2 separate regions of the Homo sapiens genome follow, and region 2 is linked to region 1. The links are chromatin loops, found by intact Hi-C in ENCODE. Cell type or tissue: PC-3. All regions are shown on one strand. Each heading gives the region's core, and the rest is flanking DNA. Links, peaks and the distances in the headings are about the cores only.

Region 1 (10,349 bases), core at 1,296-9,295:
AAAGATGCCTAAGACCCATGGAAGTCACAGTGTAGGCCTGTGTGAAACAAAGTTAATTACTCTCTTATCACTTCCTGTTGCATTTAGGATAAAGACCCAAATCCTTTCATGTCAGAGAAGGCTTTTTAAACCCTTCAAACACATTTTATACCTTTGCCTCAAAATCACTATTTGATGAAATAAGCACTTTCAGTTTCTAGACAAACCTAACCTTTCCCCCTCAGAGCCTCCTCTGTCTGGAACATTCTCCTCCGACTAGTCTTTGGTCTTCTTCTGTCCATTCTTCAGGCTTCAGCTGAAGTGCTGCTTCCTTGGAGGACTCTTCCCTGCCACTCTTTTCATAAGCTCCTTTCCATAACCCCAGAACTGTAATTCGAATGGTGGAGTATTTTTTTTTTTTGAGATGGAGTCTCACTCTGTTGTCCAGGCTGAGGTGCAATGGCACAATCTCAGCTCACTGCAACTTCTGCCTCCCAGGTTCAAGCAATTTTTGTGCCTCAGCCCCCCGAATAGCTGGGACTACAGGTGTGCACCACCACGCCAAGCTAATTTTTTTTGTATTTTTAGTAGAGACATGGTGTCGCCATGTTGGCCAGGCTGGTCTTGAACTCCTGGCTTCAAGTGATCCACCCATCTCGGGCTCCCAAAGTGGTGGGATTACAGACATGAGCCAATGTGCCTGGCCCAAGTGGTGGAGTATTGGTCACTCAGTTGTTTGATGATTATTAATTTAATATTTACTCTCCCATTTCGCAGTGTGGCCTAGGAAGAAGGGCATTGTTCATTTTGATCACCACTGTAGCTCAAGAGCCTAGAACACTCCCAGGCCTGAGCTTTCAGACGATATTTGCAGAAGAAATTAATAGCTTTCAATTGATTAAATATACTAATACATTTGAGAATGTTTATAAAAAAAGAAACTAAAATGTTTCATTATATCTAAGTTTGGGGCACACTACTTCAGATTTCCTCTTCCTTTTACTTTATTATTAGAAAAGGTATTAAATACGGTGCAACTGTGAGCTAAAAGTTTAACAGCAGGCTTGGCAACTCAATGACTCAAAAACTCAAAGACAGGAAAGAAGGTTTTAAAATCTTATTAATTTTAGTTGAACCTTTGGAAATTGAATGATATTTTTTCCTTTTCTTTTCAGGGACAAAAACAACCTAAGAGGCCAGGAAGTTTATTCCTATGAAATGTTGCTTCTCCAAAGGCCATCTCAACTCGATTACACATTTTCCAAATAAAATCTCTTATATAAAAGCTTTTCTTGGGGTTTATCTTTCTCGAAAGTGATATAACTTCAGATAGAAGCTGATTTGACCAACCAAATGACTTTGACTCAGTCTTCTGGTTGATCATTATCATGTAAGAAAACTCAGGTAATTCCAGATAAACCAATGTTTTTTTAAAAATTGTTTAGTCGTTTATTTATTTATTTATTTTTATTTTACTTTAAGTTCTGGGATACATGTGCAGAACGTGCAGGTTTGTTACATAGGTATACATGTGCCATGGTGGTTTGTGGTGGGGGAAGGGGAGGGAGAGCATTAGAGCAAATACCTAATGCATGCGGGGCTTAAAACCTAGATGATGGGTTGATAGTTGAGACCAATGCCTTTTATTTGGTTTTGGCTTTGTTTTGATTCAATTGTTAAGCAAGTGTTTCTCTTGCTTAAGAGAAAAAGTATAATCTATTTTTTCCTATGAATTCCTGTTGCTGACTGTGCAACCTGATTTCGTGAAAGGCGCCCTGGACCTGGCAGATCTATGCAAAGCACACCTAATAGAACCTTGATTTTAAACAAGGCATGAATGAGTCCTCCCTGAGCTAAATGTCTCAGCTGGTTATAGGCATCTTGGACCGTCTTCCCTGCTCCTGAGACAAATATTTTTCTACACATGGCAGCTGAAGGGCAAGCTAGGAGGCACCTAACTAAGTTTGCAATATACTAGCAACAACTCCAGTATGAGAGAAGGGGAAAAGACCAAAGGGGCTTTCTTTGGTGTAAGCTGTTAACTTGTTGGAGAGATTCCAAATAATGTTTTTGAAATAATACTGTGACTTTGAGTTTCTTTGTCCTTTGAAAGTTTTGTTTCTAAAACAAAAGGCCAGGATTAATCTCAACCCTGTTGCATTAATACAAGTTGGTGAAGCCTGCTTTATCTGCAAGAAAACACCAAGTCCTACTACATGATGAGGTTAAGCGTTGGGGATCTGAAAGTTTTAGGAAAAAGGTCAAATAATAAATGTTGTAACAATTCTTAAGGGCCAGTCTCAGGGACTTTAAAAGCCTGAAGCTACTTAAAGAAGCAGTTTGTTCATGACTGACACAAAGGTAACATTTCTTTTGCAAAGTGCGAGCTGGGAGTTAGGGCATTTCTGTTCTCAAAAAGAGGTAGGTCACCTTAAGCACTTTGGTCTGTCTTTGACTTGCCCCAGGAACTCAAGGTTCAAGGATTTTTCTGTTGTTCATGGAGGTTCTTCTATATTTCTGCCTATATTAGGTTTAGATAAGAATATAATTTAATCTCAAAAGTCAATTACTTATTAAAAATCTTGTCAGCAACATAAAAACCCAAGGAATTTGATTAATAAAAAATTTGAAAATATTGATTTTATTTATATTATAGGTATCTCTGAATAACTCAGTAATGTTAACGACTTCATTTGTTATCCATTTATCCTGCAAAGAATGTAATAATCATAAGACTATAGGAAATAATATTCATTAAACATCAGACATATACTGAATATTACCATTATTGATAGAGTTTGAAAATAAACTTTACTTTTGAGGTACTTAATCTAAGGCAATATACATTACTGACTTCTTTGAAAAATGAAGTAAATTCTTCCCTCTGCTGAGTAGATCTGTGGAATTAAGCAATTCATTGGGACTCAGTTTTCTCATCTGTGAAATAATAAAATAAAAACTCAGAGTGAGCATTAGGGTGTATTATCTCTAAGTTGCCTTCTAGCTCAATCACTTTATGATTCTAAGTAATATATCTTCATTCCAATGTAAATTTTTCTCAACAATAGAACACTTAACTGTTCATTTTACAAATATAACTTAAGCTTTGTAAGCCAGAGCTGCTAAAAAAGCAATGAGAACCTAATTTGATGAAAGGGAACAGAAGTATTCAAATTTGACATATTGCCTTTACAAGTATTAATAAAAAAATCAAATAATACACAATTCCCCACTCTTCAGTGATTGCAGGATAAGAAAGTAGTATTACTGCTTTTCATGCATGCTCCTTTTCTGTTTCCAATTACTGCTTAAATCAGTGGCAAAAAAGATTTCCCTTGAAATATGTTAGCAACTTCCTTCATTTTCTGCAAATAGAAATAACTATTTAGTTTAAAGGAAGGACCTGAAATAAATATCACTGATAGCACTTTAACATTAGTGCTAAAAATGAGATTTTAAAAGATAGGTTATTGCTATGACTCTATTATAATAAAAAATCTATATTTGGAACAACATAGACTATATTTGAGAAAATATAGACAAGGCCTTTTAAATGATCCCAATATTGTAAGATAGTAGATCATTCTGTAAGTTGCAAGGATCTCTGTCTTTGTGGGTGGAGAAAAAGGAAAGTGATGGTCTGACTGCAGTTATCTGGGAGAAATGACAATTACAGGTAGAGAGGGACCATTCCTGTGCCAAATAGGTTAATTTTTGGCAGAGAGACTCTCCTTGATCTAGTAAAATTAATGAGGCTTTTACTGAATTAAACCAACTTGGTGAGTTTTGCTAAAGCTTTGGAGGCTGTCAAAATCCTGCCAACAATAGACACTGGAAGAGTTTGAAAGAAAGAATAAGCATCTCTTGAATAATCAGGAACTTTAAAGAATATTAAATATATAAGTGAATAGAATTAAGAAAATGAATGTATATTTTAATAATAAGGCAAATTTTCAGAGTTTCAAAGCATAAAATGCTTTTTAATTTTTTTCCTTAAGCTTTTTACTATAATATTGATTAAAGAAAAATATAAAGACCAAAGGGGCAAAACAACCTAGCAATCAATGCCACAATTATTTAAAACCTAAGAGGTAAGAATTACCATTATTATATACAACCTAAGGGGTAGAAACTGTATTTAGTGACCTGTGCCTCTGTGATCTGAGGTTTTTCTTTCCAAAATTTGTCTCTTGCTGAGGAAATGTGCCTGTAAGCCCATGCTCACAGATTGTTGTACAACTGCGGGGATGATTCTAAGTAAAACTGTGACTTCAGCCTTTGCCTTGAGCTCCCAATTCAGCTTCTCTTCCCACGTTCAGGTAACGTGCACTTCCCATTTCTCATGAATCCCTCCCTCCCACCACCCGCCTCGTTCACCAGGATCTGCTGGTCTGACATCTATGTTTCATAATTAATAGAGTACACTCATGTTGGTAAGAAACCAGAGGGAATAAGGCTCCAAAATTGCTCATTCCTTTCACAGCCTGTTATTTTCATCAACTGTTATCAATAGTTCCCAGATTGGCAGATTTTATAGCCCAGTAAAAATCCAACAACCACCACAAAATGAGATTGTGAAGGGGAAAGAGAGAGCAGTAAAATAGAGCTATCAGTTCAGGGTTGGGTTGATAAGAAGAGAACCTCCACACACATGCACTCAAACACACACTTACATCCACAGCCACCCACACTCACACCCACACAAACACCCCTCTACACACACACAAACTCATGCTCTCACGCACAGTCACCTACACTCATCCACGCTGATATCCACACTCACACATATCCACAGAAACACAGCCCGCACACCCACACACTCTCACTCATATTTCCACCCACAGTCACCCACACCACCGATACTCATGCACACTCACAGCCACAGCCATAATCACAGACAAACACACCCCTCACACACTCAGATACACACACACCTACAGCCAGCTACACTCACCCACACACACACTCAGGCACACCTGCACACACTCAAACACACACAAAACCCCACTCACGCACACTTGCTATGCGGCCCCAGTACATATAACCACAGCACAGAAATCAGTAGGCACGAGGGAGCCCCACAGAGCATGAGGGGATGCAAAGTATTTCAGTGTGGCTTTCCCTTCCCCTTGCTTCTCTAGAGAGCACGTGGCTGTTGGTGATCTCTTCCAAGCTGGTAGAAACCTGCCAGCATTGAGAAGAGGCTTGATTCTTGCTCACCACAAGCCTTCCGTGGCATTCCTTTCGGCATTCCAGAAGCAGTTGCATTGATCATCTACACATTTCCATTAAGGAGACGTCTATATCACCTGCACTCATGTCCAGATTTTTGAACCAACTCAACCTAAGTAAAGTCCTATCCTTATGCTGAGGAGAGGAGAGAAAGCAAGAGGCGGTGCCTGAGTTCTCTGATACCTCTCTTAGCCTTCTCCAGGAAACCTGACTTTTTGCAAAGTAAGGGAATCAAAATGTAGTGAAATAAAACACTGCCACCTTTTTGCACCAATAGTATTAAAAATTAAAATTATTTTTTATCATTTATTATACTACTTATGATATAATTTTATTGTATATTAAAATAACATTACCATCAAAGTGTCATAATCTCAAAACAAAAGAAAGCCCTTTCACATCAGTTTCTGCAGGCCAGGGAAAGCCACATTATTGAATGAGATGTTCCCATATTACATCTGGGGCTCATTGAGCTACATCAAGGGTATTTGTCTGTTAGTAAACTGCTTAGCCGCCAGCTTTGATTTTCCATATATAACTAAGTTGCACTATGCTATCTTTCCCTTGCATTATTTTAAAGCACACAAGGTGGCGATAAGGAAGCATATAAATCCCAGGGGCTTTCATCTGACGTGAGAATTTATGAATTCAAAACAAAGCCCTTGTTTCTCAAAATTCAATTCACTTGTTTATTAAGTAAACAATTAACTATAAGTTGTTTTCCTTAATAAACAAAACTTACCACTATAACAAAATTAAGTCTACAGAGCAAAAACCAAAAGCACTATAATCCCCGAAAACAAACATTTGTTTTTGCTACGTTTCTCCTAATCTTTATTCTCTATCTTGAATGGATTTTTTTAATGAGTGATTCACTCAAAATTTCGGCTTTGTGGCATTGAAGCCAAATCATGACTTAACACCCTTTATTTAGTCCCTTGAGTCTGTCTGTGGCTTCTGCTTGTGTCTTCCAAAGTCCCCAGTTGTTCTTAGCCCACCTTTCCCAGTGCTTACCTGTGTGATGAGAACTGGTTGTTACTCCTCCCCTATTATCAGGTCTTCAAAATGACACATCTGTAAGCTGTTTACATCTCTACCTTACAGAGTGAGTTGGAGAACAGACAGAGAAGAATCAATAGTTTATACAGTGGCCCTTCTCAAATGGCATTTGCACTCAAGGACCCTAAGGTATGTGAGCAGGGCCAATGGAGCAGATTTGGGATTTAAAGACACTTTTGCTTAAATTGCAGTAGGTAGCAGTTCTCAATTTTGAATTATGAAGATGATGAAGGAGAAGACTAGTGTAGAGCTTGTGGGGAATGTAAGGGAAGGGAATAAAATGGAAATGTTACATTCAAGCAAGAATGCTTCCATCACCCTTGTGTTCTGTCATTGGGCTAAACTGGGCAGCCAGAGTGCTGTGGCTTTTGATGTGTGTCAGCTAGTCTAGTTCTTCTCAGTCCTCACTCAGAGAGATTTAAAAATGTTGATGATTCAGTTCCGCCCTCTTATAGTCTGAATTAATAGTTTTAGAATGGGGGTGTTTTTTGCTTATTTTACTTCCCCAGGTGATTTTACAGTGAAGTCAGGGCTGAGAGCCAAGGGACATAACCAGTGATATAACCAAAATATGAAGGAACATCACTTCAATCTTAGTACCTCTTCCTCAATCATGGTAAGAATTCTTGAGATGCAGTCTGTACCTGGATCAGAGGGAAAATAAGAAAATAAATCCAATTTTTTTCCATTGGCTTACATTGTTATTAAACTTTATGAATTTTAAATTCATGTATTTATAACATGTATCAACACTGTTTTATCAGAGTTGCCAGATAACCTTAGGAAATCTATTTTTTCCCCTGGAGTTTATTTATAAAAGTAAAAATATATAAATTGGGAAGACATGTTAATTATGTAAAAGAGCTTATTGTTTATTCATTGTCGTAGAGCATTAGAACTAGAGCAGACCATAAAGATCATCTATGTGTTTTTCAGACTGAAGCTGTGATCTTTTTGGGAAAAGCTGAGTGTTGCGAGAAGCTGAGGCAGGGCTTGCATGTCTGACATAATGTAAAAGAGTCTTGGAACATGTCTGGGGTCCAGGGTCTAAAACCGCTTGTGGCCTTTGACACACCAAGCTCTGTGCCAAAGGGTGGAAGTCTGGCCTGATGCACCATAATCTAAGCCCAGGGCGTAAAACCCCTCGTGGTTCCGGAATGTGTCTAGACTTACTGGCTCCTTGCTTCTAGCCCTCCCAGGCTCCTAGATCGATTGTGTCTTAGAATTGGCCATATAAATGCTAAACCATCACAGCTGTAAATCATGTGCTTAATGCAATGCTCCTTTTCAACCCCACATTCTCACTACCTGTTTCTTTGTTTGAACACCAAGAAATAGTCTGGGCTTCCAGAGCTCAGGGCCTTCGCAGCCTCCATACTTGCGTTGGCCCCCCTGGACCCACTTTCTCTCTCATACTGACTTTTCTCATTCCTTTGACTCCGCCGGACTTTGTTGCCCCCATGACCTGGTGTTGGGTCTGATCACCCCAACAGATATAGTAGAGTGTTGTGAAATCAATTTAGAAAGCTGCAACTAGCATTTTTATGCAAGAAATAATATGACAGAATAAAGTAGATTGAAAGATAAAATATCAGAGTCCATCACATGCAGTAAGTGTAAGTGTTTTGTGGATGTTTTGTGAAACTTCATTGTCATGACCTATGTCTTACAGTGGGTGGTCATCAAAATGTGTGAAAGCCACTAGTTTAAGCTGATTCTGCATCTTTACTGATGGAACAAATGGATTCCAGAGAAGCTAAGGAAATTACTCACATTCGCACAGCAGCTTGAAAAACACTGGATTAAAACCAGACTTCTGACTATTCTTGTTTTTAGGTTTCCTTTTGGGGAGTATTACGTCGCATAAAACAGGAAACTCTTTGGAAAAGCAGGTAAGTAGGATGCCTTTGTAGTCGTGTAAAGCAAAAGACTTCAAGTTTGAGGAGGCTAAACTGGAGAAAAGATAGAATTCAAATTTGTAGATGAAATGAAGCATACTAGATTCTGCTACTTTTTATTTGAACTTTTTGTTTTAGCCCAGAAATTGTTTTGGGAAGATATATTAAATTAAAGTACAAGTTGGATTGAGACATAGAGACACTGAAGAAAGAACAGATGCGTGGCTACTGGAATGTAACTGATAAATAATATCTAAGTTGTCAGTGACAATGACAATGGAAGGCAAAGAAACCCACAGGACCATTTAGATCTGTGGTAGACTGGACTTAGGAAGAGAATGACTGGAGGTCAGTATTTCTCAAAGTAAATTTGGTCATTTACATCTTAATCACTTGAGATCTTTGTTAAAATTCATATTCTTAATCCCAGCACCTTGGGAGGCTGAGGCGGGCGGATCATGAGGTCAGGAGTTTGAGACGATCCTGGCCAACATGGTGAAACCCCGTCTCTACTAAAAATACAAAAATTAGCTGGGTGTATTGGCATGAACTGAAGTCCCAGCTACTTGGGAGGCTGAGGAAGGAGAATTGCTTGAACCTGGGAGGCAGAGATTGCAGTGAGATTGCGCCATTGCACTCCAGCCTGGTGACCGAGTGAGACTCTGTCTCAAAAAAAAAAAAAAAAAAAAAGATATTCTTGGGTTCTCCTTTGGCTCTTCCAAAATGGGTGAGACCTAGGATTTTGCGTTTTCACATATGCTGCCAGGTGATTCTTATGCTCTGTAAAGTCTGAGAAGCACTGGATTCAGATATGAAAAAAAAATCAGGTATCAATTATAATCAAAATATTTCTAACTTAATTTTGTTAGTCTGTCTGTAAGTGAGGCACAATTCCAAAAGATGATGGAAGTGATGGTATAGTATATTGGAAGAAGACCATAATTGATCTGGTATATAGACTTTCTTACTACTTAGCAGGAGACAAAAATTGCCTTCTGCTCTGTGTCTAATTGCCTTTATTCATTTATTTAATCAATCCATCACTCAACATTGAATGCTTCCTATATGCCTGGCACTCTGTTGAGCTCTGGGAATGAAAAGGTGAGCAGAGGATTATATTAGAAACATAATTCAATTTACTGTCATACCCAACATCTCTCCCAGTTTAACAGCTTCTCCTTTAGTTCTTGGAAAATACAGGCCCCTGTTCCCTTTGGCACACTCTCATTCCCAAGTCACAACCAAATGGGTCAGGAATGTGCACCTGCCCTGACACCAGGCAATCAATTGACGAGATGCTCTCTCTTCAGAATTTGAAGATGGTGACATTATGGCTGTAGTCAGTAAATTGCTGAGTGTAAGTGTATGAGTTATGACTTTATATCCAAGTGATGGTCACAGCTTCTTCATGGCTAAGTCCTTCAGACCTTAGTTTACATGTCACTTTTTAAATAAGTCCTTAATGACCTCCTAGAATGGCTCATATTTCTCCCTTGTTTCCCTCATAACAATTGGAATAATTAATTGTGATAATTATTTATTGCCAATTTTCTCCCACCAGAATATATTTCATGAAGGCTGGGTTACTTCTATGTTGTCTTAAAATAGCTCTATGCTTTGCAACATAAAAAATGTTTAATAAATGCATCATTACAAAATTTACTTGAATTCATTCCATATTTAATAATTTTAAATGGGCCCAAATAGGTCTTAGTTTTAAGATTTTCTTAAACAGTTGTGGAATGATCTAGTTTTCTAGTTTACTTTCTTCCAGCACCTACTATTGTGAAGAGCCAGAAACCAGATTACATCACCCTTGTCATTATACTTGAAATGTTTCTTATCTCCTGCTTGATTTGTTCAAAAAAATGAAGGATCCTTGAACCCCATGAATGCATTATGAAAGGCCTAAGGTTTCAAACACTTTCTAATAATTTGTTTCCCTTTCTTTATCTAAATAAATAGTTGCCTTTGATTTCATTGCTCATATTTTCCACATCTGTCAGCAAGTCCTGCCAACTCTTCTGTCAGTTCCTATCTTAAATGTATCCAGTTATCTCCACTTCCATCTGCACTACTCCAGCCCAGTTCAGGTCACCATCATCTCTCACCTGAACCACTGCAATAGCCTATTAACTGGCTTCTTTCCTGGAGCTCTTTTCCCCCAAAATGACAGAGTAA
Region 2 (10,349 bases), core at 1,306-9,305, 920 kb after region 1:
AAGAGAGAGACTCTTCTTTAACTAAGATCCTGGATCATACATTGCTCATTATACTTCATATTTCAAATTCTTCATTCATTGGGAATTAATGAAATAACATTGTTGGATTCTAAAAACAGATAAGCAAGCAGGAAAGAGAACATGTAAACAACCAAAACACCCAGATTACTTTGTGACTCACATGAATAATCTCAATTATTTGGGACAAACCACTGGGATGTTATGTACTCTATGGAGAAATAAAGACTTTCCCAGATGGCTAGAGTTATCCAATATTTGACCTTCTATAGCAACAGTCTTCAGTCATGATATACTCTAGTTCATGGTTTTATTACTGTATTACCGAGGAACAAATATTTACTAATTCTTACATAGACTTCAAATTAGCATACTGGCCTGGGGCCTGTGATTAATGAGACTGGATCTGAAAAACCATGCCATGGGTAATTAATATTGAAAAGCACGATCCAGTGAATTAATAATGCATTTCTGACAACCACTAATAATCATTTATACCAGATGTAGCTTCTCTGTAATAATAAACTGCTGAAATGTTTTAAGCTTCTAAAGTAGTTTGTTTGCCAGGACTTAAAAAAAAAATAGAACCTGTTCAAATAAATTTAGATGAAAAACAGATCTCTAAATCACATACCTGTAAGTTTACGGTTTTTATACAATAATTTAGATTCTATAACAGTGCCATGATATTGTATTGTATATGAGCACACAAAGTTACTATCTATTCTGCTGGGTGGACTTTTAGTCTGTTTACTGACAGTAGATTACTAAGCAGCAGAAAAAGGCTTTTAGAATAAAAATTGAGTGGCACAAGAGTCATCAATAATATTATCAAAAAATTATACTTTTAAAAAATATGAAAATCTATAAGGTTAAAATATGACTTGAAATAAGTTCTCTAAACTGTGGATACTTCTACTCCTCAAACATAACTATTTTTATTCTTTTAAAATTTATTTCCAAATCTTGTCTACATAATAGATCATACATATATATGCATTTTTTTTACATTGAACCATATGACCTTGCCATTTTTTACCTACAAAAATAGTAATTTCACAGAGCTGAAGCCACTATTTCCACCATTTCACATTAATATATTTTCTGATTTGTTTTAGATTTGCTTTTGTAGCAGCATATTTTTCCCAAAGCCATTTCGAGGAAAATTGTCTCTGTAAGTAACATGGTAAATCAATGCTGAAATTTTTACCCCAACAGTCTTAAAATATAAAGCCACTTTTCCAAATTTGTAAACCTAGCTTGAGAAATGTAAGTATTGGAAAAAATATTTTATATTATTACTGAATTTTTGTGTATTTTAAGTAGTCATGGTCTACCAATTGCTCCTAGCAATAAGGTATTGAAATTGTATTTGGTACTTAGTTTTCCTTTTATTGTTTTTAATAGTCCCTTCACTTTGATTCCAAAACTATTGGTTATATTCGTTAAGTGAAAATGAATTATATCTCCTCCAAGAGCCATGGAAAAATATTATTTAATAATAATTATGATTTTTATCTCTAATCTGTAACAAAATTTTGGATATAAATCTTAATATAGATTATAATCAGTAATATCTTTCATTTAAGCAGTTAAATTAAACATCGACCCTTCATAAATCTGATATGGATTTAATACAAGGTAATATATGTTTATTATGCAAAATAACTAGATAGATAATTCTACAGAAAGATCAGAAACAACTGATATTTTCAGGTAAATTCAATTTTTTATTAAATTTTTGGCAATGATTTCTACTGTATTTTTATGTAGTACATAATTAAATGGGAGTAAAAGGTAGCGTTGTATCTATATAATTTTAATGTCCATTAAAATTTTCATGTCTATTAAAATGTCTTTATTTTCAATACTGCAGTCATATTACAGCATAATGTTTAAAGGGGTTTTACATATTATGAACTTAGTAAAATATGCTTTCAAAATAGTTTAATTTAGGGATACTATGTGATCTAATGCAACAATACATCCCTAAGAAATATTACATGCTTAGAAACAATATTAAGAAACCCATCTAACTTGCCTGAAGCAGAAAACCACTTAAGTTAGCTAAGCTCAAAATAGAGAAATTGCTAATGGGATCTATTGCGGATTCGTCACCTAAGGGAAAGGGAAATATAGCTAGGCACAGGAAGACTGGAAATAAAATCATGGATGGAAGCTTTTCTTTTGTGGCCCACTGTCTCTAATGCACTCGTCTCTATCATACCGGTCTCTCCTTCTTCTCTCTGCTTATGTGCCAAGCATCCCTGTCCAAGAATCATTCTATGTAAATTCACCTCGTACTGATCCATGTGTGTGTTTGGGGACATTTTTATAAATGGTGAAGTTTTTACATATATATTGGGATTATATTTGGTTTATTTTTTGCTATGGTCAGATGTACATACATCTAGATTACAGGGATGCACATCATTTATCATGGAGATCACAGGACCTATGATATTCATATTTGTATGAAGAAATAGAAAGATAAACATATGTTTAAATATATTTCAGAAAATAGAGTAGATACAGAAGCCCCCAGATATGCAAATTGACACTTTTTAAATGTTTACTTCTGAGCATGCGTACCAGATATCATTTCTTTGTAACAGTCATAAATTTTTCAGGGACAAGTTCAATAAGCCAAGTGAAATTTTTATGGATATTTGAACTACATGTTTTAAGCATGTTTTCATAGTTTGCCACTTGTGTTTTTAAATCAAATATTATTAAAATATAAAAAGTTATTGTAAAAAGACTTGTATTTAAAATGAAAGAAAAATAATTTGTTTCATTTTAAGTACCATATATTAAGTAGGCAGTTGCTAGATCCTGAGAAGCAAATCTGCATGAATCTCAAGCAATATACAATTTATAATCACTTACTGCACTTAAATAATTAATTGAGTAATGACTTTGTTGACTGAGTAGAATGTTTGTCTACAGAACGTTGCTAGTTATGTGGGTTACTCTCCAATGTATCCTTATTTGTAAAATGATAGAGTTTTTACTGCAATATTAACTATTATAAAAACATAAATTCTATTTTTCATAACATGTTCAGGGTTTTTTATTACAAATTATTTTAAAACTTTAAAAAGTTAATTTATCTTATACAACGATAACAACTCTTTTCATTGTTTTTCAAATATATTTTTCCACTATATCTTATACATTCTTTAAAATATTCAATTAATATTCAAATTATATTTTCTTCATATTAAGCTTTGATATAGTTAGAGAATTTTGTTTTGTTTTGTTTTTGTTTTTGTTTTGCGACGGAGTCTCTCTCTGTCGCCCAGGCTGGAGTGCAGCGGTGCGATCTCAGCTCACTGCAAGCTCCACCTCCTGGGTTCACGCCATTCTCCTGCCTCAGCCTCCCGAGTAGCTGGGACTACAGGCGCCCGCCACCACGCCTGGCTAATTTTTTGTATTTTTAGTAGAGATGGGGTTTCACCGTGTTAGCCAGGATGGTCTCGATCTCCTGACCTCATGATCCCCCACCTCGGCCTCCCAAAGTTCTGGGATTACAGGCGTGAGCCACCGCGCCCCACCAGTTAGAGAAATTTTAAATGACTAAAGTAGAGGAAAATACTGAAAAATATTATTTTGTGTAAATAATCTTAAGTACAGTTTTCAAGTATTGAATGGCTTGATAACAAGTTTTTCTGTTTGTAATTTAAAAAGTCACTAAAATTATGTGCACTGCAATGGGATTAAGTTAATATCGTTTTTTAAATATTTTAAATTTATTTTTCTTGGAAATTAGGATAAAATCAAATTACAATGGTGATATATCCTGCTTTTTATCTGATCCATGTTTCATCACATTAGTAAAAACTGATAATGTAACTATTGATTCAGAACTTACTCTTTATCAAGGAAAGTGTTAAGTCAATGTACTGTTTCATTTCAGTTTCCGTCAACTCTATGTATTAGGTATTATTATCCCCTCCCACACCTGCCTATTAGCATAGTAGGAAGCAGGGGTTCAGAAATATTAGCACCTTGTGCAAAACCACTATTTTTGCACAAGTAGCATTTTGTTGTTGTTTTGTTTTGCACAATGTTTTTGTTTCGTTTTGTTTTCTTTAGTTTTTGCTACTGGTGGTGGAGCCAGGATTCTAATGGGCTGTTTCTCCACAGCTCTGATCTAAGCCTCCCATTATGGAGAATCTTCAGAGGAGCACACGTCTTTGCTGGCTGGCATATCAACATTCATGATCCTGGCATGTGGAAGAATACTCTGATTATTGCCCAAGACATTAGCATTAAAAATTCCTTCTAAGGCATTTCTTTATTCTTAAGTAAATCCTGTTAAGGAAAAATAGGAATGTATAAGCGATTAATAAATTAAGGTGAGTTACTTTCTAATTTGACAGAATTGGGAGCTTTTAGCAAATAAGGACATTGCCCAGAGAGGAAAAGCAGATAATTCAGAGTGCTCAGAAGCTAGAGTTGGCTTTTTAGGGGAACTAACTTAAGAGTAAAGAGACTCCTTTATGTCTATTTATTGTTTATGAAATTGATGTAGATGTTACTTTAATAATTGACTTACATAACATTATTGATATTTTTCTACCCTGATTTTTCAAGTGATCTGTGTTCTTTATATTTTGACTTCTCTATAATATTTTGCACAAATGATAATCAGAAATCACAATGTGCTAAGTCTAAATGAACTTTAGAAAGAGAATGACAAACAATTTGATTCAAGATTAACATTATAATTGACATTCTTAAAAAAATATTTCAGCATTACTACATAAGGATCATGTTACTTTTGTAATTTTTCTATTGTTATGTGATAAATCAAAGAGGTAAAGAAAAATAAAGGATACAAGACAAATGATTAGAGTTCATTGTAAGCTGGGAAGAAAGCAATTCTTGTTAACTAAGTCAAATTGAAAGCGAATACACCTAAGAAAGTGTAAAGATCACTATTACATTTTGTCTAATGGGTACATCAAATTAATGCAAATTACTCCTGCCCCCAAAAAGGGTTCATAAATGAGAAGTTTTCTAAGGCAAAAGTGTCATTGTAGTGTAACTTTGAGTAGGTACATGTCCCTATCAGCTGATCTTATCTTCCAAGCCTACAATTATTAATCCTCTGTGTGTAGTGCTTAAAATGTGGTACTTCACATAAGAGGGCTGTAAAGAAAGAACGAAGACTTGTAAAGTGCCAAAGGGAGAGGATCTCAGGTCCATTTGGTTGATTAACAGTCGTTATTACGAGGAAAATTACAGGAAAGAATCTGTAGCCCAGGACAGAGCTCTTAACTCCAGATTGCATGATATTGGGAATATAACCAGAGCAGAGTTCAGATGAAAAGCCTGGCAGCGGTGACCAGTGGTATTAAAACACATAGTGATCTAATAAATAGCCCTTCATGTTGCTCAGTGGTTGGGGAAGGCTTCTAATTCACAAGGCGAGTTACTCTCTAATAATTGGAAACTATTATCTGGCTTCTAAAATCCACTTCAGACATCTATCTGTTTGGCCACAACAAAATCTGATAAGATCTTGATGAACAAGATGAAACAGCTCCACCTTAAGCAGGTGAGTGGGACATAGCACACTCGCCACCTAGTGGATATTCACTGTACTTTTCGTCTTTTTTATTCATCTGTTCTAGAATAAATGTAAACCACACATTTCATTTTATAAAATGAAAGTGTGTGTGTGTTTGTTTCTGTTGCCTGATACTGTGGTCAAGACTATTCTGACATATATTTTACAATCTGAATAGTTTGTAAAATGTGAAAAATCCCTTACACAGATGAATATAAAATTTGGCTAGATCAGATTAATCAAAGCTTGTCCTGTAAAGAGGGTCAACCCTTGTAAAAGCTTCTCCTGCTGATTCTTCCTTTTATTTATGACCTTTGTCTAATCTTGGGGTCACTGAAAATGCATCGTCCCTGCTGGAACTTTTATCTAGTTTCTATCCAATATCCATGTGAGGTGGAGTTGCTCTCTCATCTAAATGTCTTGATTTGAAAACAGAGTTCCTGTCTTCCATGAGTTGGGAATAACTAGTGCAGTTTTACCTTTTTAAAATCTTTTCCCCTGCTATATTGCCTCTTCATCAAGGTACTCGTTCAAGACCCAAAAATATAAATCTCCAATATTGTAAATTTAAGCTTGATGATACACCAAAGAGCAGCTGTTTTAGGATATTTCAGGCCTTCCCAGCACCTATCAGATTGCAGGAGAGCTGCCAATCTGCTCTTTCATGATGCTAGTCATGGCCTCGGAGTTTCATTTTACCATCTGGCACATCAGGATCACCTCCCCAGATAGTAATCATCATGCCAACAATAATACAGTGAAATCAGAGTTGGAGGATTGCAAAGAATTTTAAAGGTTATTGCATACGCTACCAGAGTTTTCAGGACTGCTTGGTGCTTGTCAATTTCATAACCCCATATCTGATGACTGGCTAAGTTTTCTCTGCTTTGTCCTCAGAAGCCTAACACCCATGCCACTGATATGTACTCATGAAGGCGGTTTCATTAGTGACCCACTGCTGTTCCATACTAGGCAGAGAGTGAGTTACCCAGAAGTATCCACCTATATGCTAACATTTCCCCTACACCGCTGAATAAAATGTATTTCCCCATACTTGTATTTGAGGGCCAATAATAATTGATGGCTTCTGTTGTTGCCATAATCCACTTTTCTAAGAACCTTTTATATCACTCCAAATTTCATTTCCGCTTTGGTACATTTATGCTCCTTGTGTAAAACCCCTACCCTATTCTCAGTTTACCTAGTGTAAACTTTTAACCACATGAATCAAACATCAACCCATACAATGAATTTTGCTTGGCAAAAAACAATCACAGCAAAATAGAATCTGGAAAAATAATGTAGCTCATAGGAGGAAATGACATTAATATGTAATTAACGACATTAATGACAATATGCGTACAGATTCACCATTAAATATAATTAGGTTCTCTTATACATTGTAACATGGTGATGATTCTGCAGTATAAGTGTTATACTTAATCAGCAAAGGTTTTTACATGAAAACTCTGGGACTGAATTCTAGCAAATGTTCATACAGACTAAACAAGTTTGCAAGCCTGGAAACCCAGGACCAAGAAGCATAAAATGGAGAGATAAGATGGTGCGTGCGTGTGTGTGTGTGTGTGTGTGTGTGTGTGTGTGTGTGTGTGTGTGCTCATAGGTTAAAAAAAATGCTGAGTAAGTGACTATTTTTTCAGAAACTTCAGGCAATGGCCTAAAATTTAAACATTTTCAGTCCTGCAGCTTATATCACTTGTGCCCAATTTGATATAGATATCAAACTATTTCTCTCTTCTCTCTCTTTCTCTTTTTTTTCATCACATGCCAATGAAAAGAAAATTGAGAAGATTCATATTGGAAACATTTTCAGCCACCCAAAATGACACATCAGTAGTTTTGGTGACCCAGTGGTGTGATGGGATCAGCTTGTACCAGCTTATGAGAGCTGTATGACCCAAGTGTTAAATAGTCAGGAAGCAGTCAGTTGTTAAACACAGCCATTCTTAATTTCTTAAAGGTTATATGCCTTTACAATTAAATAAATTCTATAAAAAACAATTATATACTAACATTAAAAAGTCACCAATTTCTAATTTTAAATGTTTTATTATTTATGCTTTTGAGATTATGTATGTCTATTTCAACAATATGACGGAAATAATGTAAAATGATGAACTACTGTATATCCCTTTGTAACTCCTTATTCAGTGATGTCATGGTAATACGTTTAAATCAGCCTTGGTGAGGGTATCTACAGCATGAAAATCAACATATGTTACAATTCAAGGCTTTTTACTCTAGGGAGCTAGCTTTAAACATCTACCAGCATCTCAGTGGATGATAACATAATGTGGATACACAAGGCCCAGATTCCAAATTTAGTTCTGTTATATTGGCCTGTTTATTAAACTTTAAAGCCTCATTATACTGATCTACAAAATGAAGTGTTGAAGACATGGATTCTTGTAAAGACATTACATTTTAAAATCGAGTTCAACTTTGCTTCCTAATGGGCATAAAGGTAGCATAAAGCAGTGACATCAAACCTACAGAAAGACAACATATTTTAAAATGGCATATAATATATCTCAATAATGTACCTACTTTAGTGGGAGAAGTTTTATTTAAAAAAAGAGATGTTCAGGAAAAAATTCAGATGACTTGATGAGCAAATAGGTTATATTTATAAAATATATAACAATTTAACTTTGCCCATGTGGTCACTTTATCCTACGTAGAAATTGACTTATTGTTTTCCATATTACTTTTTGAAGGAGCTGAAACTCAAATAAAATAGAAATCCACAAATGATGTTTTCCTATTAGTAGGTTAAATTTATTAAACATTATGTAACTATAGTATTTAAATTGACCATTGAAATGCATTTATCGTACTTTATTTCATTTCCTTGTTATAGACACTGAAACTTTGCTTGCAATAGAGAGATGTTTCTGTTTTAAATCCTTTCACATGTTAATTGCAACATGAAAGCAATGTTTAAGAGAATCTTTTTTATAAAGGAAAATTGTTCTTTTCAAAAAAGTAAATAGTAGCTCCATTCTTACATGATAGGGAGTAGAAAGAATAGTAGAAAAAACATTTGACAACATATCTGAAAAACTAAGTGTTTGTCCCAGTTTTATAACTTATATGCTATCTGAAGAAGAAAAAAAAGTATCTTGGGTAGAATGAACTCTCAGTAAAAACATGTATTTTCAGGAGAATGAATTTAGTTTTTAAATAACCACTTCCTCTTACAATTTATTAATATAAAATCTTCTAAATGTCATAGAAATCAGTACAAATGTTAATCGCTGCTAACTTACTTTTGAATATATCGACATTGACAAATATTAGAACACTTTACTTCTTAAAACTATAGTGGTTGCTTTGCAGAAATGGAGTCAATCAGGCATCTCCGATACTGGCACGTGGTAGATAATAAAACGCATGGAGTGAACGAACACTGAGATGAGTGTTAATCATTTCTTTTATTGAGATTCACCCTCACAGTCCCAAGTGAAGAAACAAAGTGAGAAGGGCCTTAGAGTTGAAAAGGTAATTTAACATTAATAGCAAAATGCAAACATACACTCCACTTTGATTCTTTCTATTTTTCGCTGGTTTGAAGCACTTACAGTCACCCAGTCAACTGGACTTAATTGAGTGTGCCATCATGCATTGCCCTGCACTAGGTACCATGCAGAGGAAGGCAGAGTCATAGTCCCTGTCTGGGGAAATCCATAATGGAATATCCATAAGAGTACCACCGCTGTAGGATTTTATATATACGTGTGTGTATTTGTGTGTGTGTGTGTGTATATACGCACATATATACATATATATAATACGATATATGTATATACATATATATATCAAGCTTCCCAACCCAGTATTATAAGGCAATTTCTTAAAGTTGATTTGTGATTGAGTACAAGATTTAACACTTCCCCTTCCTGTAAGCATCATGGTTCCTAAGCCTTGTATGTTCAAGACACCTGTCTATGGTGAAGGCTGCAGGCTGTGAACTTCAAAGTGGAATGATCTCTGCCACCTCACACTCACAAAACTCCTGGACTTCTGAGCCCTGATGTACCTCTGCTTGCGGTGGTGATCTCATATTCTCATGGATGCCTCTCACATGGGAAGACTTAATTTCCTGACTATTGTCTCAGTCTTGGGTCTTTCCCCAGTTGTGGTGGCAGAGAGCTGAAGGACTTGGAAACATTATTCAGTGTTCCAATTATTAGGAAAAATGCAAGCAGATGGAGCAGGGAAATAATATCTTTTGCTAATTATTCGAATGGATGAGCTGACAGAACTTTACACTCTCCCAAGAGAGCCAAAGGGTCATGGATCTCCGGCCAATTCTGGCCAAGCTGGCCGGCTGCCACTGAGCACAGAGGCTGCCGTCTGCCTTTCTCTTCTGGTCACCTGAGGCATTTGTGGGAGAGCCCTTACACTTTTTCTCTCTTTCTTTGGCTTTTGCTGTTGTTTTAATGATAGTTTGAGTCAATGACAGACTCTCTGTTAAGTGTTAGGAAAACATTTTAAAATCTAGTTTACTAAATGTAGAAGCGTAAATGTATGTTTAAACATCTACATGTGCTTTTGGTATATGTCATAATATTTCTATACATTATTTTTCTTGCAAATAATGTATAGAAATATCATGATTTTCCCATTCTCTGAGGTATTCATTAATCCCTCCAAATCCTCCGCCTCCCTAAAGATTTCTCTTCCTACCTCGCTCTGGTTGCTCAGCATTTCCACAGAGCACTGATGGCAC

What was found. A loop is a pair of places that touch in the nucleus more often than their neighbours do. Peaks named below come from ENCODE experiments on the same cell type or tissue, not always from the same donor. Only the 100,000 strongest peaks of a DNase experiment are listed, where the experiment ranks them.
Region 2: it touches region 1 in a loop (18-fold over the local background); 5 of 110 quality-filtered maps call a loop at or near these places.

What each region holds. Positions count from the first base shown.
Region 1 is chr7:145,164,303-145,174,651 of GRCh38, forward strand. No RefSeq gene overlaps it. Among named protein-coding and RNA genes, the nearest start is that of TPK1, 330 kb to the left of the region's middle. In PC-3, for the core only: a CTCF peak has its summit at 5,805 (motif pointing right); no DNase peak of the experiment used is centred there; H3K27me3 peaks cover 1,006 bases.
Region 2 is chr7:146,084,637-146,094,985 of GRCh38, forward strand. No RefSeq gene overlaps it. Among named protein-coding and RNA genes, the nearest start is that of CNTNAP2, 27 kb to the right of the region's middle. In PC-3, for the core only: a CTCF peak has its summit at 5,605 (motif pointing left); a DNase peak (open chromatin) is centred at 5,595.